Regions from separate parts of the Homo sapiens genome. Here region 2 is linked to region 1. Evidence: chromatin loops called from intact Hi-C (ENCODE). Cell type or tissue: transverse colon. All regions are shown on one strand. Each heading gives the region's core, and the rest is flanking DNA. Links, peaks and the distances in the headings are about the cores only. Region 1 overlaps DHX34 (DExH-box helicase 34). Region 2 holds the start of MEIS3 (Meis homeobox 3).

Region 1 (15,189 bases), core at 4,178-12,177:
ATTACAGGCGTGTGCCACCACACCCAGCTAATTTTTGTATTTTTAGTAGAGACAGGGTTTCACCATGTTGGCCAGGCTGGTCTCGAACTGCTGACCTCGTGATCTACCTGCCTCAGCCTCCCAAAGTGCTGGGATTACAGGTGTGGGCCACTGTGCCGGCCATGTTTCTCGACTTCTGCTGGCAAGCATGTTCTAGTATTTGCATGGCTCCTAGCCCTCATCTCCATTTCTCTGCACAGATGTTACCTTCCCCATGAGGTCTGCCTTATACATGAGGCCTGTATTACAAACTGCAACTCCCCATTCCCCAACCCCGTTGTTTCTTCTCTCCAGAACACTAGGCACCATCTGATCTACTATGCCTTTTCCTTATTGTCCTAATGTATTGCTGGTCTTCTTCACCAAAATGTCAGCTCCCTGAGGCCAGAGATTTGTGTCTGTTCTGTCCACTGCTATATGCCCAGCACCTAGAACAGTGCCTGGCCCAGTGAAGAGTGAATAAATGAACTGGACCCAGGGAAGAAACAGACTTGCCCCCAGGCCACTCAGAGAGTGAGCTGTGCCCATACCCGCTCCTGGGGCCCTGAGTGATCAGGAGGGGGGTGGGTACTCACCAATCACAACGTCCACAGGCAGCTGGGCTAGCAGGGACCCAATGGGTGTGAGGGCCTCTGAGCTGTCCAGGGCCCCCTGGTCCCGGAGGTAGAGGATGGCGGTTTCCAGGCTGGCTGGTGGTGGGGGCTCGATGAAGGGGAAGGTTCGGGGGTCCCCCACACTCATGCTCTTCATCTAGAATGAGAAGCAAAACCCCCAAGATTGGGGAACACAAGAGCCACTGTGCAGCACAGCGGGGCTCAGAGATCACAAATTCATGACGTTTTAAAATTCCTAGTGTTGGCCGGGCGTTGTGGCTCATGCCTGTAATCCCAGCACTTTGAAAGGCCAAGGCAAGCGGATCACTTGAGGTCAGGAGTTCAAGACCATCCTGGCCAACATGGTGAAACCCCGTCTCTACTAAAAATACAAAAATTAGTGGTGGTGCATGACTGTAATCCCAGCTACTCGGGAGGCTGAGGCAGGAGAATCGCTTGAACCCAGGAGGTGGAGATCGCAGTAAGCCGAGATCGCGCCTCTGCACTGCACTCCAGCCTGGCAATACACCGAGACTCCATCTCAAATTCCCAGTGTCAGCCAGGCACAGTGGCTCATGCCTGTAATCCTAGCACTTTGGGAGGCCACAGCAGGTGGATCACTTGAGGTCAGGAGTTTGAGACCAGACTGGCCAACATGGTGAAACCCCATCTCTACTAAAAATACAAAAATTAGCCAGGTGTGGTGGCGAGTGCCTGTAATCTCAACTACTTGGGAGGCTGAGGCAGGAGAATTGCTTGAACCTGGAAGGCGGAGGTTGCAGTGAGCCGAGATTGCACCACTGCACTCCAGCCTGGGCCACAGAGTGAGATTCTATCTCAAAAATAAAATAAAATAAAATAAAATAAAATTCCCAATGTCAAGATCCACTGTGCAGAGGCAGGCAAGGAGGGCTGCTGTCTCTGTATCTGTCTGCCTAGCACATCTTGCCCCAGACCATGGAGGAGAGGCACGTGACCTGAGCTGGACCAATCAGAATCCTTCCATGAGACTGGAGCCAGGAAGAGCATTCCCAGCATCCTCTCTGGTTGTGGCCAGGATGGAAGGCTATCTTATTAACCCAGAACTGCTGTGACCTTTGACTTTGTCCATTTTTTGGAAATGGGCCCACCTACAGCAGATGGAGAAATTCTTGGATTGTTCCTAAGTTAGACATGCCGCCTCATGAATGCACAAAATGGTAAGATCCCCCTTTCTGCCTACAATAGTTTCAGTTGTATTTCTCTCACTTACAACCAAAAGAATCCCAATTAATGCAGCAGTCCAGGCAGGCAGTAGATGGTGGGAGAATTAAGTGACAGCATATGTCCACCCCGGGGTCTGGCGTGGCATACGTAAGCAAACAGCACCTCTCTGGTGACTGGAAGAAGGAGAGGCTGGCAAGGCAGCTCATGTGACAGCCAGAGAGCGAGAAGGAAGCTCAGAGAAGTCTGTTTGCCTGGCTTTGATCCGAGGGCACTAGAAGTTCTGGCGTCCACCTGCAAGCAGCTGCTGCTCCTTCCTCCCTGCTGACCAAGCCTTGATGCCGTCTATGAGTTCACCCAATACTCATTTAAAAACCTTTATAGGCCGGGCGCGGTGGCTCATGCCTGTAATCCCAACACTTTGGGAGGCTAAGGCAGGCAGATCACCTGAGGTCAGAAGTTCAAGACCAGCCTGATCAACATGGTGAAACTCCCTCTCTACTAAAATTACAAAAATTAGCTGGGCCTGGTGGCACCCATCTGTGGTCCCAGCTACTCGGGAGGCCAAGGCAGGAGAACCACTTGAGCCTGGGAGGTGGAGGTTGCAGTGAGCCGAGATAACACCACTGCACTCCAGCCTGGGCGACAGAGTGAGACTCTGTCCCAAAAATAAATAAATAAATAAATAAATAAATAAATAAATAACCTTTACATTAGAAGCTCAATTTAAAGAGGCAGGGGGCAGGGCCTGGGGTTTTTTTAAATTCTCCAGGTGTTTCTAGTATGCAGCTGGGGCTGAGACACTGCTCTGATCAACTCAGGCAATGCCACAACCCTAGACAATTGCGGGGCATAGGGTGAACACATATGACCCGGTTCTGCTGACAAGAGAGGATGAGAGACTGGCCAGAGGAGTCTAGAAAATGTTCCTGTGGCCTTAAAAATTAGACCCACAGAGAAGGGCAGTTCCTTGCTTCTGCCTCCGGATGGTAAAGGAGGAGGAGGTGACGCCCACTGTGCCTGGAGCCAGCGGCCACTCACGAAGCAGGCTCTGACGCCTGGTGGCCTCGGATGGAGCCCTGACTCTACTACTTGCCAGCTGTGTGACCTGGGGCAATATTTTCTCTCTCTCTGCATCCTTCTTCTGGTCCAAAAATTAGGGTAAGACTACCTACCCCATGGACTTTGTTTTTTTATGAGACAGGGTCTTGCTCTATCACTCAGGCTGGAGTGCAGTGATGCAATCAAGGCTCACTGCAGCCTCGAACTCCTGGGCTCTAGCGATCCTCCTGCCTCAGCCTCCTGCGTGGGACCACAGGTGTGTGCCATCACACTGGGCTAATTTTTAAATTTTTTCTAGAGTCAGGGCCTCACCGTGTTGCCTAGGCTGGTCTCGACTTCCTGGCCTCAAGCAATCCTCCTGCCTCAGCCTCCCAAAGTGCTGGGATAACAGGCATGAGTCACTCATTGTGCCCGGCAGCACTAGTATTTTTTTTTTTAAAAGATGAAATCAAACAGAATAGAAAATAGTGTGCACCTCCTGCAGGAAGGCCACTGGTTTGTGCTACACCCGCACGTGAGCCTGTGGCAGACACCATCAGCTGCTCCCAACTTTCCTTTTCCTTTTGTTCCTGAGCACAAGGACTACACTTCCCAGCCTCCTTCACGGTTGGGCGTGGCCACGAGACTGAGGACTGACCAGGAGTGGTGAGTGCAAGGCAAGTGCACCATTTGCAGGCTCGACCCGCAAACCCTCCTGTACTCACTTCCCATGCCCTTGACCCTTTGGCTGGCTGGACACATATGCAGGAAAAGCCCCTGGGGAGATTATAGAGCCACAAGAGTGAAGGACCCTGGGTCCCTGAATAAAGAAAATTGCCTGCCAACCTGTAAACCACCATTCCGCTGTTGGCCATTCGTGACCATGTGTATTTGTCATGGCAGTCTAACCTATGCTAAATTAACAAATGAGATACAAATCATGACATAAAATGTATTGAGAAACCCTGGTTTTAAAAGCCCTTTCCTGCTAGGTTTCCTGTTACAGCTGAAAGCATTCTGATTGAGTCACTGGTTCTTCCTTTGACCCTATGGACATTTTTTTTTTTTTTTTTTTTGAGATGGAGTCTTGTTCTATCGCCCAGGCTGGAGTGCAGTGGTGTGATCTCGGCTCACCGCAACCTCCACCTCCTGGGTTCAAGCAATTCTCCTGCCTCAGCCTCCCAAATAGCCGGGCTTACAGGTGCACACCACCACACCCGGCTAATTTTTTGTATTTTTAATAGAGACTGGTTTCACCATGTTGGTCATGCTGGTCTCAAACTCCTGGTATCAAGTGATCCACCTGCCTTGGCCTCCCAAAGTGCTGGGATTACAGGTGTGAGCCACCATGCCCAGCTGACCCTATGGATTTAAGGAACAATTCTCCCCTCAACAAGGGTTTTGACATTTGGAAGGGATGGGTTCCCCTCAGTGGCTTGGCTAGCCCTATCCTTCCTGACCCTGACACTCTGGGGTTGGGTCCTATGTAAATGCTTCCTGGCTGGCTGGGCACAATGGCTCATGGCTGTAATCCCAGTACTTTGGAAGGCCAAGGTGGGAAGATCACTTGAGCTCAGGAGTTTGAGACCAGCCTGGGCAACATAGCAAGACCTGATCTCTACTAAAAATAAAAAAAGTTAGGCCGGGCGCGGTGGCTCATGCCTGTAATCCCAGCACTTTGGGAGGCCGAGGAGGGTGGATTACAAGGTCAGGAAATCAAGACCATCCTGGCTAACATGGTGTAACCCCATCTCTACTAAAAAAAAATACAAAAAATTAACTGGGCTTGGTGGTGCACACCTGTAGTCCCAGCTACTAGGAAGGCTGAGGCAGGAGAATCACTTAAACCTGGGAGGCGGAGGTTTCAGTGAGCCGAGATCGCACCACTGCACTCCAGCATGGGCGACAGAGGGAGACTCCGTCTCAAAAATAAATAAATAAATAAAAATTTAAAAGTTAGCCAAGCGTGGTGGTGTGTGCCTGTGGTCCCAGCTACTTGGCAGGTGGAGGTAGGAGGATCATTTGAGCCTGTAATATGGAGGCTGCAGTGAGCCATGATCACAGCACTGCACTCTAGCCTGAGTGACAGAGCAAGACGCTATCTCAAAATAAAATAAAATAAAATAAAATAAAAAAGGCCTCCCAGGTTCCTCCCTGTGCCAGCAGTTAGGATATAGTCCCCTTTCTGCCCATGCCTCACCTGCAGCACCAACGAGTCCAGGGCCACCCTCCGAATTTCTGGGACGGGGTAGGGGGCGAAGGCATCATAGTCCGATTCGGCATAGAGGCGGAAGCAGACTCCGGGGCCCGTGCGGCCCGCCCGGCCCTTCCGCTGCTCTGCGCTGGCCTGACTAATCCAGAACTCCTGCAGCCGTTGCAGCTTGGCCTGCGGATCGTAGCTCATCTCCTTCACCTTTCCTGGATGGGAGCAATGAGGAAAGGGAGTCTGTGTGTGGCAGCCACGTGCAGCTGGCCACGCGCCTGGCTCTTGTCACTCGCCAACACCCTCACTTACTCCTTTATTCTGTTAATGCTAACTGAGGGCTTATTCTGGGCCCAACTCTGACATTTTGTTCATTTATTCTTTCATTTCCTCACACATCTTTTTTTTTTTTTTTTTTTTTTTGAGACAGGGTCTCACTGTCTCCCAGGCTGGAGTGCAGTGGCTCAGTCAGAGCTCACTGCAGTCTCAACCTCCCAGGCTCAAGCGATGATCCTACTAGCTCAGCCTCCCGAGTAGCTGGGACTAAAGGTGCACACCAACACACCCGGCTAATTTTTTGCAGTGACGGGGTTTCACAGGCTGATCTCAAACTCCTGGGCTCAAGCAATCTGCCTGCCTCAGGCTCCCAAAGTGATGGGGTTACAAGCGTGGGCCACTGCACCCAGCCTTTCACTCACACATCTTTTCATTTATTTTCCCAAGTCTTTGTTTCTTCAGAGGTTCACTTATCCAATAAATACTTATTAAGCACCTACTATATACCAGGCACTGCACTAGGCACTAGGGGAACAGCAGTGAGCTAAACAAAGGTCCTAGTCTCACAGGACTGAACAGAGCACCATATTTCCTCCAGTGTCAGAACAACCTTTTTTTACATTTTCTTTCTTTTCTTTTTTTGAGATGGAGTTTCACTCTTATTGCCCAGGCTGGAGTGCAATGGCACAATCTCGGCTCACTCTGCCTCCTGAGTTCAAGCGATTCTCCTGCCTCAGCCTCCTGAGTAGCTGGGATTACAGGAACCCGCCACCATGCCCGGGTCATTTTTGTATTTTTAGTAGAGATGGGGTTTCACCATGTTGGCCAGGCTGGTCTTGAACTCCTGACTTCAGGTGATCCACCTGCCTCAGCCTCCCAAAGTGCTGGGATTACAGGCATGAGCCACAGCACCTGGCAGACATTATTTTTTTAATTTCTCTCTCTCTCTTTTTTTTTTAAACAGGGTCTCGCTCTGTTGCCCAGGCTTGAGTGCAGTGGCACAATCACAGGTCACTGCAGCCTCGATTTCCTGGGCTCAGGTGATTCTCCCACTTCAGCCTCCTGAGCAGCTGGGACTACAAGCACGCACTACCATGCCTGGCTAATTTTTGTATTTTTAGTAGGGGCGGAGTTTCACCATGTTGTCCAGGCTGGTCTCAAACTCCTAACTTCAAGTGACCTGCCTGCCTTGGCCTCCCAAAGTGCTGGTATTACATGTGTGAGCCACCGCGCCCAGCCGGGACGGCCTGCCATTGTCATTTTTCAGATGAGCCAACCGATACATGAAGTGTCAGTCACATGACCCCAGCCACACAGCCAGCACTAAACCTGGCCAGGCAGGCTCCAGTGTCTCCAAACACTATGCTATGCTGACTTCCCAGAGAACATTCCAGTCAGGAAGACAGAAAGTGAGCAAACAGAGCAGCACATAAAATAGAATGTCGGGCTGGGCGTGGTGGCTCATGCCCGTAATCCCAGCACTTTGGGAGGCTGAGGCAGGCAGCACTTGAGGTCAGGAGTTCGAGACCAGCCTGGCCAACATGGTGAAACCCCATCTCTCCTAAACATACAAAAATTAGCCGGGCGTGGTGATGCATGTCTGTAATCCCAGCTACTTGGGAGGCTGAAGCAGGAGAATCACTTGAACCCGGGAGGCGGAGCTTGCACCATTGCACTCCAGTCTGGCAACAGAGCAAGACTCCGTCTCAAAACAACAACAACAACAACAACAACAACAACAACAAACAGAATGTCAATCCCCCTCATATGACAAGCAACAGCGGATGGAGGAGGGGATATCTCTTAGACAGAGTGGACAGTATGGGCCTCTCTGACGGGTGGACATTTATGCGGGCCCTGAAATGAGGTGAGGGCGTCACCTGTGTGGATACCTGGAGAAAGACAGCTCTCGGCAGAGAGAACAGTACAAAGGCCCCAGGGCAGAAGCAGGCTTGGAAGGTGTGAGAAAAACTAAGATGTTGCCATTGGTCCATGGCCCCACACATCGTCTTCCAGCATCCCAATTCTGGAAATCCAAAGTCTGAAATGCTCGAAAATCTGAAATGTTTTCAGCACTAACGTGACCCTCCAATGAAATGCTCACTGGAGGATTTCAGATTTCTGGATTTGACATACTCAAATAATAAAATTGATACAAATATTCCAAATTCAAAAAAACCCGAAATTCCAAACACTTCTGGTTGCAAGCAAGCATTTTGGATATGGGAAAGTCAACTGTACTTCCCAATCCAAGCTGGTGCGCCCCTGCCACACACGCACACCTCCGGACCCCATGCTCCTAAGTCCTTGGGGGTGGTGGGTAGGGGCTCATGGTGGTCCTTACCGGAATCTACTACGAAGCGGATCCCGTCAATGGTGACTGAGGTCTCAGCAATGTTGGTGGAGAGGATGCATTTCCGGACTCCAGGGGGTGCCACATCAAATACCTGGGAGGAAGGGAGGGGGTGGTGTCAGGAACTAACTCAGCCCCGACTAACCTATGTGTCCAATTTCTTGCCCACCCCCGTGTCAGCAGCTTCCCTGGAACCCTTTCCTCCTTCAGAGACCTCCCTTTTGGAGATGGCTCACCGTCCACCCCATCACCTGGGCCATCCTGGGCCCTCCCCCACCCTCAGACGGAGTCTTGCTCTGTCGCCCAGGCTGGAGTGCAGTGGCGTGATCTCGGCTCACTGCAACCTCTGCCTCCCGGGTTCAAGCAATTATCTTGCCTCAGCCTCCCGAGCAGCTGGGATTACAGGTGCCCGCCACCATGCCCGGCTAATTTTTGTATTTTAAGTAGAGACGGGGTCTCACCATGTCGGCCAGGCTGGTCTTGAACTCTTGACCTCAGGTGATCCGCCTGCCTTGGCCTCCCAATGTGCTGGGATTACAGGCATGAGCCACCACACCTGCTCCCCCGACCTGAACATCTTGAACTTTTTTTTTTTTTTTTGAGACAGGATCCCACTCTGTGGCCTACAATGGAGTGCAGTGGCGTGATCACAGCTCACTGCAGCCCTGACCTCCTGAGCTCATGCGATCCTCCTGCATCAGCCTCCCAAGTAGCTGGGATTATAGGCACATGCCACCATGCCCAGCTAGTTTTCTTCCGTTTTGTAGAGACAAGGTCTCACTGTGTTGCCTAGGATGGTCTCTAACTCCTGAGCTCGAGTGATCCTCCTGTCTCAGCTTCCTGTGCTGGGATTATAGGCATGAGCCAATGTACCAGGCCATCTGGAACTTTTCTTGAAATCCTTCCCTCCTCCGACAGCCCAGCCCCTGCCCTGGTCCAGGCCTCTCCTCGCCCACTCTGATCCTACTCCAGCTTCCCCTCAGATCTCTGGCCTGTAGACTCACATGGCAGCCAGAGGGATCTGCTGAAGCATAAACTGGCACTGCCCCCACTAGGGGAGGATCGCTTGAGCTCAGGAGTTTGAAACCAGCCTGCGCAACACAGTGAGACCTCTTTGCTACTAAAATTCAAAAAAAAATTAACGGAGGCCGGACACAGTGGCTCACACCTGTAACCCCAGCACTTTGGGAGGCTGAGGCAGGCAGATCACTTGAGGTCAGGAGTTCGAGACCAGCCTGGCCAACATGGCGAAACCCCGTCTCTACTCAATATACAAAAGATTAGCCGGACGTGGTGGCGGGTGCCTGTAGTCCCAGCTACTCAGGAGGCTGAGGCAGGAGAATCGCTTGAACCCGGGAGGTGGAGATTGCAGTAAGCCACGATCATGCCACTGCACTCCAGCCTGGACGACAGAGTGAGACTCTGTCCCAAAAAGAAAAAAAAATTAATGGAGTTTAGTGACACACACCTATAGTTGCTACTTGGGAGACTAAGGAGAGAGGATCACTTGAGCCCAAGAAGTCAAGGCTGCAGTGAGCCCTGATCGTGCCACTGCACTCCAGCCTGGACAACAGAGCAAGACCCTGTTTCAAAAAAAAAAAAAAACTGTTTTGGAACACAGCCTCACCCACTCAGTTTATGGCTGCTTTCATGCTGCAACAGTGGGGCTGAGTAGCTGTGACAGACAGAGAGCCCATGGTCGATAGGACTGACATCATCTACTCCGACCCTTTATAGAAAGTTTGCCGACCTCTGGTTTAGAGCATGGGCTCCGGGGCCAGACTACCTGGGTTCGCAGCCTGGCTCTGCCACTAGGTGGCTACGACTTTGCACAAGTACAGCCCCCGAGCCCTGTGTTTGTGGAGTTACACAAGTCCTGTGCGCAGCCACCCCTGACTCATGCAGACCCCCCGCCTGCCCCACTCGGGCTTCCTGTGATACCTTGTCCTGGTCGGCCACAGACAGGGCGCTGTGCAGTGGCAGTACCACCCAGCGCTGGGTGTGGCTGGCATAGGTCTGGGCAGCCTCCAGCACGGCGCTGATCTCCGCCATGCCGCTGAGGAAGACGAGGAGGTCACCCCGCTCCTCAGGCGGGTACTTGTGGTCAATGGACTCCAGCACCCTCAGGAAAGGCCGCGGGTCCAGCTTCTCTGACTTGGACGTGGTCGGCTCCGCCTCCTGCGGCTGGTACACAACCTGAGAGGAGACAGCCCCAGGTAGAAGCACACCCTGTCCCTCCAGCTCAGAGCAATGGGCTGGGGAGGCTGCAGGCTGACGGGGGAGACCACAGGCTAACGGAGAAGACACAGTGCAACGGGTCCAGGCTGGTGGGCAACTCTGTTCCATGTGGTCATTCAGGGATCCAGGCTTCTCCTTTCTCATTATGCCACCATCTCATTGGGCAGGATTTCTCAAAGTCAGCAAGATTGACATTTCAGTCTGGATAATTCCTTGTCGTGGGGGCTGTCCTGTGCATCGTAGGATATCTAGCAGCATCCCTGGCCCTACCCACTAGATGCTAGTAGTCTTCTCCACTGCTTGTGACTATTAAAAATGTCTCCAGACATTGCCATATGTTCCCTCTGGGGCAAAACCACCCCTAATTGAGAAACAGTCAGGTGACAGACAGCACACTCCAGCTAGATAATTTCTGAAGGATGTAATAAAAAGACAAAGTAACAAAGCAACTGCAAGGCTTGTGGGGTGCTGGCAATGTTTGACTTTTCTAAACCTGGGTGCTAGCTACACAGATGTATGTAACTGGTGAAAACTAATTAAGCTATATACTTACAATGCATGCATTATCTTATGTTTAGAGTAGCTTCAACAAGAAAAATATTCTAGGTGATGAAACCAGGATTAAAAACCTAGAAATCAGGTTGGTTGGCTGACCAGGAGAGGACCCTGAGCCTGAGCCAGGTTGGTTGGCTGATTTCCCAGCATAGTTGGCTCACACCTGTAATCCTAGCTCTTTGGGAGGCCAAGGCGGGAGGATTGCTTGAGCTCAGGTATGCGTGACCAGGCAGACAACATAGCAACACGTCGTCTCTACTAAAAAAAACAAAAAACAAAAAACAAAAACCCTAGAAAACATTTCTCAGGAAGCAGCCTCATTCTTTTTGAGACAGGGTCTCGCTCTGTCACCCAGTGGCATGATCTCGGCTCACTGCAGCCTCCACCTCCCAGGTTCAAGCAATTCTCCCACCTCAGCCTCCTGAGTAACTGGGATAACAGGGGCGCACCACCACTCGAGCTAATTTTTGCATTTTTAGTAGAGACGGGGTTTTACCTTGTTGGCCAGGCTGGTCTCGAACTCCTGACCTTAGGTGATCCACCCGCCTCGGCCTCCTAAAGTGCTGGGATTATAGGCATGAGCCACCACACTCGGCTCGCACTCTCTCTCTCTCTTTCTTTTCTTTCTTTTTTTTTTTTTTGAGATGGGATCTTGCTCTGTTCCCAGGGTGGAGTGCAGTGGAGCCATCTTGGCTCACTGCAACCTCGACCTCCGGGTTCAAGCAATTCTCCTGCCTCAGCCTTCCAAGTAGCTGGGATTACAGGCGTGCGTCACCATGCCCAGCTAATTTTTGTATTTTTAGTGGAGATGGGATTTCACCATGTTGGCCAGGATGGTCTTGGGCTCCTGACCTCGTGATCTTTCTGCCTTAGCCTCCCAAAGTGCTGGGATTACAGGCACCAGCCACCGTGCCCGACCCATTCTTTCTTTTTTTATGGCTGCTTAGAAGGCAAATTGATGGGCATCCGGAACCAGAAATCACAAGAGACAATGAAGTTCTTCCTGTAAGTCTTGACTATACAGACAAGGATAACTCACTAGGACAGTGTTTCTCAATTAGGGGTGGTTTTGCCCCAGAGGGAACATATGGCAATGTCTGGAGACATTTTTAATAGTCACAACCAGAGGAGAAGACTACTAGCATCTAGTGGGTAGGGCCAGGGATGCTGCTAGATATCCTACAATGCACAGGACAGCCCCCACGACAAGGAATTATCCAGACTGAAATGTCAATCTTGCTGACTTTGAGAAATCCTGCCCAGTGAGATGGCAGAGTAATGACAAAGGAGGAGCCCGGATCCCTGAATGACCACATGGAACAGAGTTGCCCAACAGCCTGGACCAGCCACACTGTTATATGAGAGAAATAAACTTCTCTTATTTGAGACTTTACATTTTTGGGTCTTTTTTTTTTTTGAGACAAAGTCTCACTCTGTCACCTAGGCTGGAGTGCAGTGGCGCGATCTCGGCTCACTGCAAGCTCCGCCTCCCAGGTTCACGCCACTCTCCTGCCTCAGCCTCCCGAGTAGCTGGGACTACAGGCACCCACCACCATGCCTGGGTAATTTTGTTTTTGTGTTTTTAGTAGAGATGGGGTTTCACCATGTTAGCCAGGATGGTCTCAATCTCCTGACCTCGTGATCCACCCACCTCGGCCTCCCAAAGTGCTGGGATTACAGGCATGAGCCACGGCGCCCAGCCATTTTTGGGTCTTCTTGTAACAGCTTTTACTCTAACAAGCACTTAGCACTCTAACCAGCTGATTATGAATGCTCAGAAAATGGTAGCTTTAAAAAAAGAGAACATCTTTAAATGAAAGAGATGGGAGATACAGCAGCAGAGAGAAGAGGCATGTCCAGGTTTGGACAGAGACCAGGTTGGAGGTCTGGGGATGTGGGAGGAGGGGGAAGTACTCACCGTGATGGGGAACAGCCTCCCAGGCACCTGTACCACAGGGGCATTGCTGAAATAGCTGGAGAAGAGCGAGATGTTGATGGTGGCCGACATGAGGATGACCTTGAGGTCAGGCCGCGTGGGCAACAGGCGCTGGAGGACGCCCAGGAGGAAATCGTTGTGGAGATGCCGCTCATGGACTTCATCCACAATCAGGACCTCATACTGGGGCAGGCTGGGTTCCCGCTGGATTTGTCGCAGGAGCAGCCCCACTGTCAGGAATACAATCTTGGTGGCCGCCGAACGTGTGCTCTCAAAGCGGATCTGGTAGCCGACCTGGGGTGGGAGAAAGAAAGGATCAGGAGAGGACCCTGAGCCTGGGTACCAGCCCCTGGCCCTGCCCAAATTGAAAATCTAAGCAGGCCGGGTGCGGTGGCTCACGCCTGTAATCCCAGCACTTTGGGAGGCAGAGGCGGGCGGATCACCTGAGGTAGGGAGTTCGAGATCCGCCTGACTAACATAGAGAAACCCCATCTCTACTAAAAATACAAACAAAATTAGCCGGGCGTGGTGGCGCATGCCTGTAATCCCAGCTACTTGGGAGGCTGAGGCAGGAGAATCACCTAAACCCGGGAGGCGGAGGTTGCAGTGAGCCAAGATCGCACCATTGCACTCCAGCCTGGGCAACAAGAGTGAAACTCCATCTCAAAAAAAAGAAAAAGCAAAAAGAAAATCTAAGCAAATACCATGCCTACCCATCAGACTCTGGAGTCCAACAGCTTGGGTTTGAATCTCACCTCTGCCACTTAGTGCCAACTGACCTTGGGCAGGCAATGCCATCCCTTATAGTTCTCCTCCTAGATGCTGTGAGAATTCCATGTGACAATGCACAGAAAGTATCTAGCACTGTGCCTCATGTATATATAATATTAACTATATAGCAATAACCTTTTCTTGAGTCCCTGCTATGTGCCAGGACATTATATGCCACTCTAAGTGCTTTATGTATATCAACCCATTTCATCCTCATGACCACCATGAGACAGAAGGACTATTATTGGCCTTCCAAGATGGCAGTTTGCATTGCAGTGATCGTCAAGAATTACCCTCGCAGCCCAACGTGGTGGCTCACACCTGTAATCCCAAAACTTTGGGAGGCCGAAGTGGGTGGATCACCTGAGGTCAGGAGTTTGAGCCCAGCCTGACCAACATGGTGAAACCCCGTCTCTACTAAAATTACAAAAATTAGCTGGGCATGGTGGCGGGTGCCTGTAATCCCAGCTACTCAGGAGGCTGAGGCAGGAGAATTGCTTGAACCCGGGAGGCAGAGGTTGCAGTCAGCCAAGATCGCACCAATGCACTCCAGCCTGGGCCACAGAGTGAGACTCCGTCTCAAAAAAAAAGTGATGAGCCTTTAGGACATTTCCCATTGTTTTGCTGTTAAAGTGCTACACTGGTTAATGCTAGCTCCTTTGTCATGTAGACCACAGACAAGCCACTCTGTGGATAAAGTTCTAGAAGAATCATCGCTGGGTCCAAGGGTAAGTGCTTCATTTTTATTGATACTGCCATATGGACAAGCAACCTATTCCCCCAAGGTCACGCTGGAAAAATCGGAAACCTGGTGCGTCCCACTCACCTGTGAGCCATACTGACTGAGGCTCTCAAAGCCCACACGCTTGGCCAGTGAGATGCAGGCGATCCGCCGGGGCTGGGTGCACGCCACATGACTGAAGCCAGCAGCCAGCAGGTACTGGGGCACCTGAGTGGACTTGCCACAGCCGGTGTCACCGGCCACTACCACCACCTGGTGCTCCTTCAGCGTCTGCAGGATGCGGTTCCCATACTGGGCGATGGGGAGGGCTGCCCGCTCACGCTGCAGCTTGGCCAGACGCCCAAATGCCTGCTTCTGGCCAAAGTCCAGGTAGTGCAACAGGGCTCGGCGGAACTCAGCCACTCTCTCCGCGGGCAAGTGCCTGCCCAGTCCCTGAGAGCCCCGCGTGGCAGGGCCAAGAACAGAGAGGTTGATGCGGTAACGTGGGTCGTAAGTGCGAGGTAGGTCGGCCAGCGCTGGGATGCTGTGCTTGGGCTGTCCAGGGTCTTTCTCCTCCTTCCTGGAGGTCTTGAGATTCTGGAATCTCTGCAGGCGTTCAAAGAAGGTCCAAAACTTCTGACATTCCTCAGAACCCTGACGGATGTAATCCTCTTCACGGAAGAAGGCATCTTCCAAGAGGCGACGCGTCTCTGGACAATTCCAGTCCCATTTCTCCAAGGCCTCTTCCTCGCTGGGAGCCCGGTGGTGGTCTCGGCGATCCCTGCCCTCCCTTGTTCTAGGAGGAGGCATGTTACTAATCCACAATAGGAGTCTCAGTTCTGATCACCCAAAACAAATATTCTCATCCATTCCCCACCTGCAACAATTTAAGAGGCCAGTGCCTGCAATAGAGAACTACTTTCTCTTCAAAGAGCTAATTTTTCCTCCTGGTCACGGCACAGGACCACCACAGATGATAAAGTGGCCAGAGGCCTGCTTGAGCTGGTGACACAAAGGGTACCTCATGACATCTGCAGTGATCTCTGGGATGGACACAAGTTCATTCTGGGTTTTCAGGCCCTGGATTCTTAAGAGAGAGAACAGAAGACATTAATTCTCTTTTGGGAACATTGCTTTTTTTGGTTTTGTTTTGTTTTTTTCTTTTTGAGGCAGGGTCTCACTCTGTTTCCCAGGCTGGAGTGCAGTGCCGTAATCATGGCTCACCACAGCCTCGACCTCCTGGACTCAAGCGATCCTCCC
Region 2 (15,189 bases), core at 4,747-12,746, 61 kb before region 1:
ACCCAGCCTGGCTTTGCCCCCAAAGTCTCCCTTCCCCTAGTGACCCCCCCCCCACTTCACCCCATGTCCCAGAGCCTCAGAACCCACCCTCCCTGGGGGACCCTCGAAGGAGGCTGTCAGAGGCCGTCTCAGCTCCCAGCCCTTCCCCCCAGCCCTCAGGGAGCTCCGCTCAGCCCCGGCGGGGAGGAGCGGGTGGGTGTGCGCGCAAGGAGGCCGCACACCGTTCCTTCCAATCCCTCCACTCGGGTTCTTGGGAGGACACTCATTCTCCAGGCTCGGAGACGAGGGGAGAAGTTTGGGGTTTCAGTCCCAGGGCTTAGCCGGAGGAAGCACATTTTGAACCTGCAACTTCAGACATTCCAGCTCCCCCACTCGCCCTCCACTACCTCTGAGAGCCCAGCCACGCCTTGGAGGGAGGGGCTTGTGTGTGTATATAGTGTGTTTGGGGGAGGGGGGACGCGGGAGGGTGCATGTCTTGGGAAAAGGGGGTGACAGACAACTTTTGAGAGGGCAGCAGACTCCCTCAGCCATGAGAACCAGCTTTGGGGAGGAGGCCGGGAATCAAAGCGAGTCCAGTTGATCTCCCCTGACAATCTGGAAGGTTCCTTTTGCCCTCAGTGCCAGCCAATCCGGGCAGGACCCTCGAAGAGGAGACCGAGGGTCCCAGAGGACCAATGCTACAAGCCAGCAAATGCTGCCACATCTCTGCCTGATGGGGGGTGGGGATGGGTGGGGGGATGGGACTGGGCCAAGGGATCTGGGTGGGCATTTTTAACTTTGGAGGCCTTCCATCTGTCGGTAGGCCATCTGCATTTTCTTACTGTTGATGTTTCCTGCCCAAAGGACACATTTGGGCAGTGCCACCCACTCCTTGGGCCCCTAGGATGACCCAACTACCCCCATAACTTTCTGCTTCCCACAGGTTTTCAGCATTCTATCGTCCTGTTGTGCTCAGCCCCAACATCCCAGACCCGTTACCCACTACCCTTCTCTCCCCCAGCTCATCATCAGTCGCTGTCTCTTTTCTGTGATTTCTGTAAAAGTTGCCATAAAACTTTGAAATTCTGCCTGAAAAACAGTCCCGTGGGAAGCTGGGATTCAGGAGGAGGGGGCTAATAAGGTCTCTGACTGAGATTTGGGCAACTGTTAAACCAAGTAATCTGGGTTTTTGCGGCCCGCGGTCGTCTGCGGGACACACCCACATATAGCAGCAGCGCCGGGGTCCAGCCGCCAAGCTCTTCCACTCGCCACGCCCCCATCAGTAATGAGCTTCCACTAGCCACGCCCCCATCCGTCAGCCTAGCTCTTCCACTAGCCACACCCCCATCCATCAGTCATGGGCTTCCACAAGCCACGCACCTCCACTCTCCATGCCCCCATTCGTCAGTCGTGGGTTTCCACTAACCACGCCCCCATTCATCAGCCAAGCTCCTCCACTTGCTACGCCCGCATCCGTCAATTACGGGTTTCCACTAACCACGCCCCCATTCATCAGCCTAGCTCTTCCACTAATCACACCCCCACTTATCAGTCGTGCTTCAGCCACGCCTTCCTGCTTCAGTCAGGGGCTTCCACTAGCCACGCCCCCATGCATGAGCCACAAACTGTTTCTCTTTATGGGCATCCTGGGAACACAAAAGAGAGACGTTCATTTGCCTGAGCCAAAGAGCTGGGGTTGATGGGGTTTCCTAAATAAAGCAAGTAATTTTCTCAGATCCTACAGGAGGAGGGGTGTGTGTGTGTGTGTTGTGCCAAAGGACACAGCCTGTGTAAAGGTGTGCAGAGTTGGGAGATAATGGCTTTTTCAGAGCCCTGGAAATGGTTATCATGAACGAGGTATGGGGTGCGTGGGGAGTGAACTTGAGGACAAATCATAAGAGACTTTATCAGCCACTCTAGGGAGCTTGGAATATATCCTAAGAGTAAAGGGGAGCTTTGCAAGGGATTTAAGTGGGGGAAGGAGGCAGGCGGTTGATATCACCTGATTTATTTTATGAGACGTTCCTCCTGGCTACTGGGGGCTGGGAGACCAGGGACAAGGCTGGAGCAGGGACAGAGGCAGCAGACGAGGGGAGAGGGGAGTAGGAGGGTGGGAGGGCGATGGTGAGAAGGGAGTGGTTGAGAGAGAGAATGGATGGGGCTGCGTGAGGGAGTTCAGGGAGTGCATCTTGGCAGGAGAGAGGTGGTGTGTTCATTCAAACGGAGTAGCCAGGGAGAGTTGGGTGAAAGGGCTACTGAGGAGTGGGCAGGGTTGGGGAAAACGAGGGAAGGTGTAGTACCCCAGGGCTAGCAGCAGAGGGAGCAGTTGCCATACCTGGGCTAGAAGGGGTGAGCAGAGGCACCCGAGGCTGCAGAGACCTGGGGACCTGAGTCTGTAGAGTAGAAGAGTACAGGCATCACCAACCTGCACTGGGGATAGCGGGGCGCCGGGAGAGTAAGCACCTCGACCTCATTCTGCTCCCACCTGCTAGTCTCCTGCCACTTCCTCCCACCGGCCGCACCCAACCTGAAGTCCAAGGTAAGACAATAGGCCCACGGCATGGTGGCTCACGCCTGTAATCCCAGCACTTTGGGAAGCCAAAGCAGAAGGGTCGCTTGAGCCTAGGAATTCAAGACCAGCCTGGACAACATAGCGAGTCCTCGTGTCTCCACAAACTTTAAAAGTTAGCCAAGCGTGGTGGCATGTGCCTGTAGTCCCAGATACTCAGGAGGCTGAAGCAGGAGGATTGCTTGAGCCCAGGAGGTCGAGGCTGCCGTGAGCTAGGACTGCACCACTGCACTCCAGCCTGAGTGACAGAGAAAAACCCTGTCTCCCCACTACCAAAAAAAAAAAAAAATCGACCTTTGGCTTTAGGCCTTGATGAGAACAGGTTTGTGGAAGGTGTAGGGGCAGACGGTGCACTGATCTGCAGTGGGAGGTGGGGAAATTGAGTCAGGGCATGTAGATCACTCTCTGGAGAGTCCTGATGTGAGGAGGGGAGGTTGCTGGAGGAGCAGTAGAGGGCATTGACTACAGGGGCACAGGAAAGCAAGGGAGGCCTGTGCTAACAGCAGCTGGCAGTGATGGGGACCCCCCCAAGCATGATCTGCTTAAACCTATTGCCAGTTCTATACATCACCCCATTCCACGGAAGAGGAAACTAAGGCTCAGAGAGGTGAAGCAATGTGCCCAAAGTTTCACAGGTAGAAGGGCAAAGATGGGACAGGATGAGTTCCACGATGTAGAATGGGACAAGGGACACCTTCAAATTTTTTTTTTTTTAGATGGAGTTTCACTCCTTTTGCCTAGGCTGGAGTGCAATGGCGCGATCTCGGCTCACTGCAACCTCCACCTCCCGGGTTCAAACGATTTTCCTGCCTCAGCCTCCCAAGTAGCTGGGATTACAGGCGCCCGCCACCACACCTGGCCAATTGTTGTATTTTTAGTAGAGACAGGTTTTACCATGTTGCCCAGGCTGTTCTCAAACTCCTTTGAACTCCTTACCTCAGGTCATCCACCCACCTCAGCCTCCCAAAGTGAACTACTGTAATCCCAAAGGATTACAGGCGTGAACCATCGTGCCAGGTCTGGGACACCTTCATCTTAACAAATGCAAACAAAGGGGGTGTAGAGTCTTGGTGCAGGAAGATGAGTAAGGTCTCAGCTGCAAAGAGAGACACATTGAGAGCTTGAGGCTTGGAAAACATGAGGACTTTCACACCTGTCCCGTCACCTCACCCCGAAGGTCATGATTCTCACCTGGATGCAAAGAGCTCTATGGGGTCAGCTTGGGAGTGATTAACATTGTCCTGGGAGGCAGCATAGTGTAGCGGCTGACTTTCTCTGTGCCTCAGTTCCCTCATCTGGAAAATGCGTGATGATGATGCTAACAGTACCTATGTCACAGGGTTGTCGTGGGGATTAAATGAATATATATTAGCCTCCCAGGCCGGGTGTGGTGGCTCATGTCTGTTATCCCAGCACTTTGGGAGGCCAAGGTGGGAGGATTGTTTGAGCCCAGAAGTTCGACACCAGCCTGGGCAACACAGTGAGACCCCATCTCTACTAAAAATAAAAATTATCTAGGCATCGTGGTGCACACCTGTAGTCCTAGCTGCTCCAGAGGCTGGGGTGGGAGGATCACTTGAGCCCACAAGGTTGAGGCTGCAGTGAGTCATGATCATGCCACTGCACTGCAGCCTAGGTGACAGAGTGAGACCCTGTCTCAAAAAACAAACAAATGAACAAAACCCAAGCAAAACCTAAAAGTCATCTGGAGGCAGAACTCCTTCTTCCTGGAGGGACCTCAGTCTTAAGGCCTTCAACTGATTGGATAAGGCCCACCCATACAATCTGCTTCACTCAAAGTCAATCGATATTAAATGTTAATCTCATTTTTTTTATTTTTGAGATGGAGTCTGGCTCTGTCGCCCAGGCTGCAGTGCAGTGGTGCGATCTCAGCTCACTGCAAGCTCCGCCTCCCAGGTTCACGCCATTCTCCTGGCTCAGCCTCCCGAGTGGCTGGGACTATGAGTAGCTGGGACTACAGGCGCCGGCCACCACGCCCGGCTAATTTTTTGTATTTTTAGTACAGACGGGGCTTCACCGCATTAGCCAGAATGGTCTCGATCTCCTGACCTTGTGATCCACCCACCTCGGCCTCCCAAAGTGAGCCACCGCGCCCGGCTATTAATCTCATTTTTAAAATACCTTTACAATGGCTGGGCGTGGTAGCTCACACCTGTAGTCCCAGCTATTCAGGAGGCTGAGGTGGGAGAATCGCTTGAACCCGGGAGGCAGAGGTTGCAGTGAGCCAAGATTGCACCACTGCACTCCAACCCGGGCAACAGAGCAAGACCCTGTCTCAAACACACACACACCCCTTCACAGCAACATCTAGGCTGATGCCTGAACATGAGGGCAGCACAGCCTAGCCACGTAGACACATATGATTCACCACCACGAGAGGTCCCTCTTTTCCCTTTGTTTCCTCTCTGCCCATCCATCATGCCCCCGCTGGCCACCGTCTTAGGCTGAGCACCAACAGAAGCCAGCCCACAGCAAGGATGGGAGGGAAATAGTTTATTTGTGAGGTGATCCCAGGAGGCACTGGAGGGAGATGGGAAAGAAAACCATTAAAGGTGGTGTTGAAGGCTGGGCGCGGTGGCTCACGCCTGTAATCCCAGCACTTTGGGAGGCCAAGGTGGGCGGATCACCTGAGGTCAGGAGTTCAAGACCAGCCTGGCCAACATGGTGAAACCCCATCTCTACTAAAAATACAAAAATTAGCCGGGCACGGTGGCAGGTGGCTATAATCCCAGCTACTCGGGAGGCTGAGGCAGGAGGATCACTTGAACCCAGGAGGCAGAGTCTGCAGTGAGCCGAGATCACACCACTGCACTCCAGCCTGGGTGACAGACCGAGACTCCATCTCAAATAAATAAATAAATAAATAATAAAGGCAGTGTTGAATGAGCAGGTCACCCTGTGGACAATGAGGTCTCCATCCTGCTGGGGACCTCTCAGGGAACTCTGGAGTTCCCCACCTGAAGACTTTGGGTTATGTATCCACTAACTCCTGTCTGATGGTGGCCCAGGACCTCTTTAGGGGTGCTGACTTCTAGCGCCTCCTACCCTGGTCTGGAAAGCATTCAGGGAAGGGTCGCAGGTGCCAGCGTGAGAGATGCTGTTGGGTCCTAGGTGGTATGAGTGGGTCAGAGACAGCCTCTGCTATGATTACTTCCCAGAACGGGGGTCTCACTACCTCCCTCTTCCAGTAAGGCAATGGGTGGCCACCAGCACAGCACTGACTGTGCCCAGGTTGCCCTCTCTCCTGGTCTGATGCCCCCAGCTCCCTCCTCGGCCTCTCCCAGGGAATCGGGAAGGGTTGGTACCTGGCATCTCCTCCACGTTCTGCCGTCCCCCTGAGGATTGAAATCAGACACTAGGGAGGACTTCCAGGCACACATGGCCAAAGGAGAGAGGGATGAGGCTCCAGGCTTCAGTGCCTCCCAAGGTACCTCCTCACTCTCTCCTTCTCGCCACCTTTGCCTCCCGTTCCCTGCCTGCTCCCTGCAATTCTCTCCCTGGGGAAGTGCGGGGAAGGGAATGTCATGGGTGGTGGATTGAAAGGGGTAGGTGGGGTCAGTAGAGGGGGAACACAGACGGTGGAGGAGGTGGAGAAGGGACACAAAAAGAGGAGGGGAAGTTGGAGAGGGAGCAGAGAGCCAAGAACAAAACACAGGGGCCGGAGAGGCAGCAGAGACAGAGATACAGACAGGATGCAGAGAAGATGCAGACGGAGGAAGCCCAGAGACTCAGAACACAGCACCAGGGAGGAGAGCGAGGTGGGGAGCGGGGCGGGGCGGGCGTCCCAGGGCGCCAGGGCAAGACCCTCACCCCATTCCCAGCACACAAAGCCAGTGAGGCCAACGCCGAGGGTACTCTCAGAGACCAGAGATTTAAAAGGCACGGCTGGGCCGACAGAGCCCATGGCAGACAGAGGGACATGGAGAGACAGGGAGAGAGACACACAGAGACAGAGGGAGAGACAGAGAGAGATGGAGAGACAGAGAGAGATGGAGAGACAGAGAGAGAGGGAGGGACAGAGAGAGAAATGGAGAGACAGAGAGAGACAGAGACAGAGAGAAATGGAGAGACAGAGAGATGGTGAGACAGACAGAAATGGAGAGACAGACCCCAAGAGGGAGAGACAGAGAGAGATGGAGAGAGAGGGAGAGACAGAGAGAGAGGGAGAGAGAGGGAGAGACAGAAAGAGAGAGACAGAGAGAAATGGAGAGACAGAGAGGGAGAGATAGAGATGAAGAGACAGAGAAGGAGAGACACAGAGAGAAATGGAGAGACAGAGAGCAAGAGGGAGAGACAGATGGAGAGAGAGGTAGAGACAGAGAGATGGAGAGACAGAGAAAGAAATGGAGAGACAGAGAGGGAGAGACAGAGATGAAGAGACAGAGAGAGAAGGAGAGACAGAGAGAGATAGAGAGACAGAGATGGAGAGACAGAGAGAGATGGAGAGACAGAGAGATGGAGAGACAGAGAGAGAGGGAGAGACAGAGATGGAGAGACAGAGAGAGAGGGAGCAACAGAGAGATGAAGAGACACAGAGAGGGAGAGACAGAGGGAGAGACAGAGTGGAGAGACAGAGAGAGAGATGGAGAGGCAGAGAGGGAGAGACAGAGAGAGATGAGAGACAGAGAGGGAGAGACAGACGGGCAGAGACAGAGAGATACAGTTATAGAGAGACACAGAGACAGAGTCAGAACTGGAAAGAGACTCAGTAAGAGAGAGACAGAGACAGAAGGAGAGAAGGAGAGAGGGTGAGGAAAAGGAGGATGAGGAGGAGGACGGACCGGAGACAGGACCCAGAGGCACAGCGAGAAACTGGCAGAGGAAAGCAGATTCCAACAAAAAAGACGGAGAGGGCGAGGAGAGATAGAAAGGGAAGGAAAAGAGGGAGAGAGGGGTCTCGGTGGGAGCCGCAGCCTGTGCCCCGCCCCCCGCCCGGGTCAGGCCGGGTCCTTCCCGCCACCGCTGAGCCGTGGCTAATGGTATGATTGCTTGGTGGGGCGGGAGGGGAAGGGGGCGGCAGGCATTTGTCAGGGCCGGTGACGAATGAGCCACAGGAGTCTGGGCTCGGGTGATGGATGGCGTGGCCAGCGGGCGGAGGGGCGGGCGCAGGGGTGGGCGCCCCCACCAAGATAAATGTTTCCTTCTCCTGGAGCTGGGCCAGGCAGCGGGAGGACGGGAAGGGGGCGATGTATTTATGAAGGGCCCGGGTGGAGGAGAGGGGAGAGAGCCAGGGAGACAGAAGCCCAGGGAGGATACGGTGGGGGGGACAGGGAGGCGGAGAGAGGGAGAGGAAGGAGGGAGAAGAGACAGAGGCCCCTGGAGAGAGAGACCGAGAAAGATGGAGAGAAAGAGAGATAAGAAAGATGAGGCAGAGAAGACATCCAGACAAAGAGACACAGAGATACAAGAAAAAAAAAAAAAGCCAGGAGACAGACAGACAGACACAGCCCAGGTGACAGACAGACAGACATAGCCCAGGCGGAGATGGAGACAGAGACGGCCTGTCTTTTAGGGTCCCTTCTTCCCCCACCCTCCTGAGCAGAGACACAGATTCTCAGAGAGAGCCTGGAATGAGGAGGAGGAAGCAAACCTGGGCCCCCAGAAGGAGAGAGACAGACACAGAGCGGTTGATAAAGAGGGGAAACCGAGGCAGGAGGCTAGCAGGCCCGAGAGAGAGGACAGGAGGAACCCAAGGTGGATCCTCGTTCATTCGGTCTGCTCCTGTAGGCTTTCAGAGGGGATCCTGGGGACCACTGCGGATCCCCGGGGGACGTGGCTGCCTGGTGGGCATAGCCCCAGTGGTCGGTGCTCAGGTTGGGGCACTGAAGGGCCAGTCCGCTGAGAGATCGCCCAGCCCGTGCTGGGGAGACCCATGAGGTCCCCCAGATCTACTCATAGAGGGCTCCACGCTTCCCGTCTGTAAAACAGGTGCAGGACAGGGCTAGAGGGCGGAGACCCCTGCAGACTGGGAGCTGGGGTCACTCTGATGCCACCCAGGGAGCCACTCAGCCGGGCAGGGAAGACGCTTCCAGACACTGTCACAGGGAGGCCCAAGCACACCCTCGAAGAGCCGACAGGCAGCCGCGACGCAGTGACACAGGCACCCCCGCTCCAGCACCAGGCCTGGCCGCCACCTGCTCCCTCCCCCTGGGAACAGAAGGGTCCCAGGACTATTTAAGGGAGACAGCCAGGAAGAGAGAGAGAGAGAGAGAGAGAGAGAGAGAGAGTGTGTGTGTGTGTGTGTGTGTGTGTGTGTGAGAGAGAGAGAGAGAGAGCGAGAGACAGAGACGGACAGACAGACGGATGGACAGACAGAGGGAAAGACTGGAGGAAGAGCCTCAGAAAGCCGGAGCCTCCCCCCTGCTCCCTCCGTCCCCCGCCGGCATCCTCCATCCTCCCCCAATCAATTTCTCTCCCACACACTTATTTCTCCCTTCCCAACAGCTCGTCTCTTTCTTTAATTAGAAAGATTTATGCTTCAGAGTCCAAGCCCCCTGCTCTTGTTTTGGGGGTGGCAGGGACGACTCCAGGGTCTCTATTGGAGCTCCTGTCCCCCACTCCCTCCCCCTCCTGTCTGTCTCACTCTGTCTGCACCTCTCTCTCTCTCTCCTCCCACCCGCGTCTGTCTCTGTCTCTCTCTCTCTCTGAATCACACCGTCACTGGAGTTACCTCCCTCCCCACTCCAGTTAGGCCCCATCCCCATCCCAGGTGCCCCCTCCCTCCCTTCCTGCTCTGTCCACGCCCCCCACCACTGGCCGTCAGATGAGGCCGCACTTGCTCCTCTAGGTTTCAGAATCAGCCTGGGCTAAGGGGACCTTAGCATGCACCACCCCCCAAAAAAGCAAATAGAGCCAGAGACTCCTAACCCTTGCATCCCTCACCCCAAGTCTTGGCTGAGGGTGAGGTGGGGGTGGAGCAGACCAAAGGGCCTTGTGTCTTTAATTAAAAAGTGATTTAAATTAATTTTCTGCTCCAAAACCCCTATCTGGGGTGCGCCGGCCTTGAGGAAAGGCAAGGCCTCCAGACCCTTCCCCTCGGACTGCCTTAAACGGCCAGCCTCACCGCAGGACAGCCACGGGGGCAGAGCCCGCCGGCATGGGGACCCCCAGACTCAGCCAAGACCCTGAGTCCTGGCACCCTCTAGCTTAACTGTTTCTCCGTTATCCACAGCCCACCCCCGCCGCCCCCAGCGCACTGCCCATCCTGCAGAGGGGGAATCGAGCCTCAGAGAGGGGAGAGCCTACGGTGGGACCAGACTCCAGATTCCCACGTGACCCCTGGAGATGGCCAGGGAGGGGGTCCGTGGTGTGTCCAGGGGGCTCGGAGAACAGAGAGCCAGAGGAGAGAAAGGACGGGAGAAGCGGAGACAGAGAGAGACAAGGAGAGAGAGACTGGGAAAGAGGGAGACTGAGAAACCCGGAGCAGGAACCCCAGCCCTGGGTAGGAGAGGAGGGGCCTGGGGGCACCAGGGCCGCGGTCTCTTCCTCTCCTCCCCCCACAGCCTGCCCCTCCCCGACTCCCACCGGAAGTGCTGCTGCTGCCCTAACCCCAATCCCTCGTGCTGTAGCTCTGCAGGCTCACTCTGGCTCATCCCCTATCCCGCTCCTTGGTGGTTCTGTTTAATTTCCACAAGACAAGGGAGAGACCGGGAACGGGGAGCGCGGCTGCCAGCACCCCTGAGCCGCCGCCGGACCCTCCGTCGCCCCGGGCCGCCCCCCGCCCCCTGCGGTCCCCGGTGTGTCCGTCTCGGGACGGTTCGATTCCCTCCAGAGCCGGGGAAGGGACGGGGGGGGCCCAGAGGAGGGGGCCTCGGGCGCCCCGCCTGCGCCTGCTGCCCCCGCCCCGGCGGCGATGCGCTCCTGGCCGTGACCCCCGCTGGGGGCGGGGGCCGGGGTCCATGCGCGGAGTCCCCACCCGGCCCGGCGCCTGCCGCTGACGGCGGCGGGGGTGGGGGGGCGCGCGCCTGGCCTCCTGCCCACCCCCTGGCGTCAACACCGCGGGCCGTCAGGGGCTGCGGCCCCGGGCTGCGCCCTCCCCCGCGGCCAGGCTCTGGAGGGACCCAGGAGCTGCCGCCGGCCTCAGCCCATGGCCCGGAGGGTAGGTCTCGGGGCGGGGACCCCGCGTCCCGGCCGCTTCCGCACCCCCTGTCCCTGCATCCCCCACTCTCCGGCGCTGGCCCCCATTAGCCCATCCGTCCTCTACACCACCTCGCTCTCTCTCTGCCCCTCCCTCCGCCCCTGGGTCTCCCAGTCCCTGTGTGCCCCCTCTCTGCCCCCAAGTGTCTCTTCCTGGCCCTCGGCCTCGCCTCCTCCCCATCGTTTAGCTTCTCCTTCTCCCTGCCCCTCTGTCCCCCTCTGTCTGCCCCACTCTCCTCCTCCTTTCTGCCTCTCTGTCCCCCTCTCTCTGTCCCTGGTCTCCCCCCTCTTTCTGCCTCTCTATCCCCCTCTCTCTGCCCTCCCCCACCCGCAGTCTCTCTCCTCTGTTCCTGGGCTTCCTCCTCCATCTCAGCCGCCCGCACCTCACCGTCCCCCCTTTTTTCTGCTCTCCTCCGTCCTTCCCTTCGCTCTACTTTTGTTCCAAGCCGCCCCTGCCTCTCCAGGGCTAGGAGTGGGACAGGGGTGGGAGAGGTGGTCTCACCAGGCTGCTGGCCCCACGGAGCCTGTCTCCCTGGGGATGGGAACGGGGATAGAAGACAGGGGAGGAGGCGCGCGCCCGTTTTGGGGGTTCCGGGTAGGCTGTGAGGACCGCTTTTGGTGAGAGTGCCTTGAGCAGCGGGGAGCAGTTGGATTCAACTTCAGGGCACAGGAGAAGTTAGGAGAAGAGGGAGAGGGAAAGAGTGGGACACACAGAACCAGGGTGCCCAGCCAGGCGAGGGTCCGAGGCAGGAACGTTCTAGCCTCTTCCCGTGCGAGTCCTGCTGCCTCTTTGAGCCTCCGTGTCTTCATCACTGAGGAAGGGATTTGACCTGATGAGAGGAAGGTGCCCCTGGCTTCCCAGGTGCATGGTTCTGTGACGACAGGACGCGGTCGTCCTACCCCATAATGGTGTTTCTCTTGGGTGCGCAATCGTGTCTGTATGGTGGTGCGGAGTGACCCTCTCCGGCAACAAGTGCTCACAGCATGAGCCAGGCCCTGTGCTAAATGCCTCATTCATTCATTCATCCATGTGCCAAATGTCTCAATCATGCATTCATTCTTGTGCCTGGTGTTGGGCTGTGTGCATGTGTGTGTGCATGTGTGTGTGGGGGGGGGGATTTGGGTGTGACTGACACATGAGTGTGCACGTGGGTTGGTGTGTATGGCTGTGTCTACATGTGTGGTAGATTCACGTGGCGAGTGGAGTGTGACATGTTGTTGAGACTTACTCTGATGCGCTTATCTGCCAACTGTGAAATGAAATAGAAGACAGGGAGGCTTCGTATGTGTACTTTGTGTACAACAATGCGCGGTTCCTACAGGAGGTGTCCATGGATCTCCCTCTCTGTCTGTCTCTCTCTCTGTCTCTGTCACTGTCTTCTCACGCCACTTTCTCCATCTCTTTTCCCTCCCAGCCAGACCCTGCCGTCTCTCCCTCTGGGTCCTCCTGCCCACATGTCAGGAATCTCTGCCTGGACGGGGTCCTCACTCCCCACCGAGGCAGCTCCAGGGGACCTGGAGGGCTTCAAGCTTGGGGGCTCAGACACCTGGGGACCACAGGCAGGTTTCTGGGACACAGAAGGGCATCTCCTGGGTTCCAGGATAGAGAAGCTCCTCAGCCGAGTCTCGGGGTGCTGACCCCTCCCTGGGGCTCCGCCCTTCTCTTCTCACCTTCCCCCAGTATGATGAGCTGCCGCACTACCCAGGCATCGTGGATGGCCCCGCAGCCCTGGCTAGCTTCCCAGAGACAGTGCCCGCAGTACCAGGGCCCTATGGCCCGCACCGGCCTCCCCAGCCCCTGCCCCCAGGCTTGGACAGCGACGGCCTGAAGAGGGAGAAGGATGAGATCTATGGGTGAGTGGGGCCGGGTCTCAGGCTCCTGTCTCTCTCTCTCTGTCTTTCTGCTTCTTTGCTCCCTGGGTCTGCTTCTGTCTCTCTCTGTGTACGAGTCTCTGTCTCCTTCCCTCTCTGGGTCTCTTGTCCCCTCCCCAGCTGTTCTGCATCTTGGCAGCCCCTCCATCCACCTCCCAGCCTCTCCCTCAACCTCTCTCCTTTCCTGCCTCCCCAGACACCCGCTCTTCCCCCTCTTGGCCCTGGTCTTTGAGAAATGTGAACTGGCTACATGCTCTCCCCGTGACGGGGCCGGAGCTGGGCTGGGGACACCCCCTGGAGGTGACGTCTGCTCCTCTGATTCCTTCAACGAGGACATCGCTGCCTTTGCCAAGCAGGTGGGCACCTCCCACCCACCACACACCGAGTCAGAGAGCCAGCGAGGAGGGGTGGGTGGAAGGCGGGACATCCCCCTGCCGGCCTCTCTCTTCCCTCCCAGGTTCGCTCTGAGAGGCCCCTCTTCTCCTCCAACCCAGAACTGGACAATCTGGTGAGACCCGAGCCCTCCCCCACACCCCCTCCTCCAATGGGTCTCCTTCCCTGACGCCCCATCCCTGGGGTTGGTGGGGGGGGTGCAGAGAGAAGGCCACCTGGTCCATGTCCCCAAACCGTCATGATTGTTGCCCACGTGCCGTGTGGTACAGCCTAGAGTCTGAGAACGGGACCCATGGCCCGAGTTCAAATCCCAGCTCTGCCACTCACCAGCTCTGTGACCCAGGGCAAGTCACTCTGCATCTCCGTGCCTTGGTGTCCCGTCTGTGAAGTGTGGCTGGTAGTAATGTCTGTCTTGGAGGGCTGCTGTGGGGGTTTAATGAGTGAATGCGATTCAAGTGCGTGGAACAGCACCTGGCACAGAATAGGGCTCAAAAAGTGTCTGATGTTCCATCCGTCAGAAGATCAGCACCTATGCCAAAGTGAGCGCAGGGACTGCTGCCCAAGGAGAGGAGGCTGGGTGCGGCAGCTCACGCCTGTAATGCCAGCACTTTGGGAGGCCAAGGCCAGGAGATAGCTTGAGGCCAGGGATCGAGACCAGCCTGGGCAACGTAGCGAGACCCCACCTCTACAAAAACATTTAATTAGCGGGGTGTGGTGGCATGCACCTGTGGTCTCAGCTACTTTGGAGGCTGAGGCGGGAGGATCGCTTGAGCCCCAAGAGGTCGAGGCTGTAGTGACCCTTGATCAGCTCCACTGCATACCAGCCCAGGCAACAGGGCAAGACCCTGTCTCTCATAGAGAGCTAGAGAAAGAGAAAGAAAGAAAGAAAAAGAGGGCCGGGTGCGGTGGCTCATGCTTGTAATCCCAGCACTTTGGGAGGCTGAGGCAAGCAGATCACCTGAGGTCAGGAGTTCGAGACCAGCCTGACCAAATGATGAAACCCTGTCTCTACTAAAAATACAAAAATTAGCTGGGCACAGTGGTGCACGCCTGTAGTCCCAGCTACTCAGGAGGCTGAGGCAGGAGAATCGCTTGAACCTGGGAGGCAGAGGTTGCAGTGAGCCAAGATCACACCACTGCATTCCAGCCTGGGCAACAGAGCAAGACTCCATATCAAAAAAAAAAAAAAAAAAGAGAGAGAGAGAGAAGAAAGGAGGGAGGAATACCCAGCTTCTCCCATCCTTTGCTCCCCAAGCTCTTGCCAGGGCTTCCTATTGGCCAAACCCTTTGGCAAGTGTTCTGGGAAATGTAGCTTGCAGGTGGGTGGGGCCTGGAGCTGGGGGCCAACAGGCAGAGGATGGGAATGCCAGTCAGCATGGCTCACCTTAGCTCTCCCCGCTTGTGATGGGTCCTTTTTCGTCTCTTGCTTCTCTCAATCTAACATCTGCTCTTTCCTTAATTCTGGGCTGCATCTCTGTTCTCTCTTTCCCCCTTGCACCTGGTGTCTTTGTCTCTCTTTGCTGCATCTCCCTGTCCCTGTCATTTTGTCTCACTCTTTCTGTTTCTCTGTGTCTCCTCTTCCTCCTTCTCTTCCTCTTCCTTCTTCCTCCCTGCTCCCTCCCCCAATTCCCTCTGTCTCCCCCCACCTCCCGCCCACGTTTTCAGATGATCCAGGCCATCCAGGTGCTGCGGTTCCACCTGCTGGAGCTGGAGAAGGTGAGCGCGTCTCACCTCCCCACACCCTCACTTGCCCCTGTCATCCCACCCCCTCTCGTCGCCTCTGCCCCCCACCTTCCAGCTCTCTCCCCACCGGAGTTGAAGCAGAATGCCGCCCCCGTCCCTGAGCACCCCCGCCCTGCCCCCGTGGGTGGCCCCCCCCAGTACCCCGGTGCCCCCCCAGGTCCACGACCTGTGCGACAACTTCTGTCACCGCTACATCACCTGCCTCAAGGGAAAGATGCCCATCGACCTGGTCATCGAGGATCGGGACGGCGGCTGCAGGGAGGACTTCGAGGACTACCCAGCCTCCTGCCCCAGCCTCCCAGACCAGGTGGGCCCGGGACGGGCACCAGGCATCGTCCTGCAGCCACAGCTGTGCCTGGACACCGCATGAGGGCGCATGTGCACTACACAGCCTCAGACGAAGCCACAGTCAGCCTGATCACAGGGCACGCATATGCACACAGCCACACACCCACTACACAACAGCTACGCAGACT

The links. Hi-C counts contacts between places; a loop is a spot of excess contacts. Peaks named below come from ENCODE experiments on the same cell type or tissue, not always from the same donor. Only the 100,000 strongest peaks of a DNase experiment are listed, where the experiment ranks them.
Region 2: a loop joins it to region 1, with 9 times the contacts of the local background. A loop is called at or near these places in 6 of 110 quality-filtered maps.

Annotation. Positions count from the first base shown.
Region 1 is chr19:47,352,581-47,367,769 of GRCh38, reverse strand. DHX34 (DExH-box helicase 34) reads right to left here. Exons shown (of 17, transcript NM_014681.6): 2 at 14,035-15,016; 3 at 12,420-12,731; 4 at 9,650-9,904; 5 at 7,700-7,802; 6 at 5,077-5,294; 7 at 615-789. The coding sequence starts at 14,739. Among named protein-coding and RNA genes, the nearest start is that of DHX34, 11 kb to the right of the region's middle. RefSeq lists an enhancer at 12,209-12,708. In transverse colon, for the core only: no CTCF peak of the experiment used is centred there; no DNase peak of the experiment used is centred there.
Region 2 is chr19:47,414,548-47,429,736 of GRCh38, reverse strand. MEIS3 (Meis homeobox 3) reads left to right here and starts at 10,210. Exons shown (of 13, transcript NM_001301059.2): 1 at 10,210-10,667; 2 at 12,387-12,559; 3 at 12,774-12,933; 4 at 13,035-13,085; 5 at 14,636-14,686; 6 at 14,871-15,020. The coding sequence starts at 10,656. It overlaps SLC8A2 (solute carrier family 8 member A2), which reads left to right. Exons shown (of 10, transcript NM_015063.3): 10 at 1-1,720. RefSeq lists enhancers at 271-565, 767-1,334, 1,251-1,545, 10,130-11,123, 11,124-12,116 and 1 more. In transverse colon, for the core only: no CTCF peak of the experiment used is centred there; no DNase peak of the experiment used is centred there; H3K4me3 peaks cover 1,595 bases; H3K27me3 peaks cover 8,000 bases.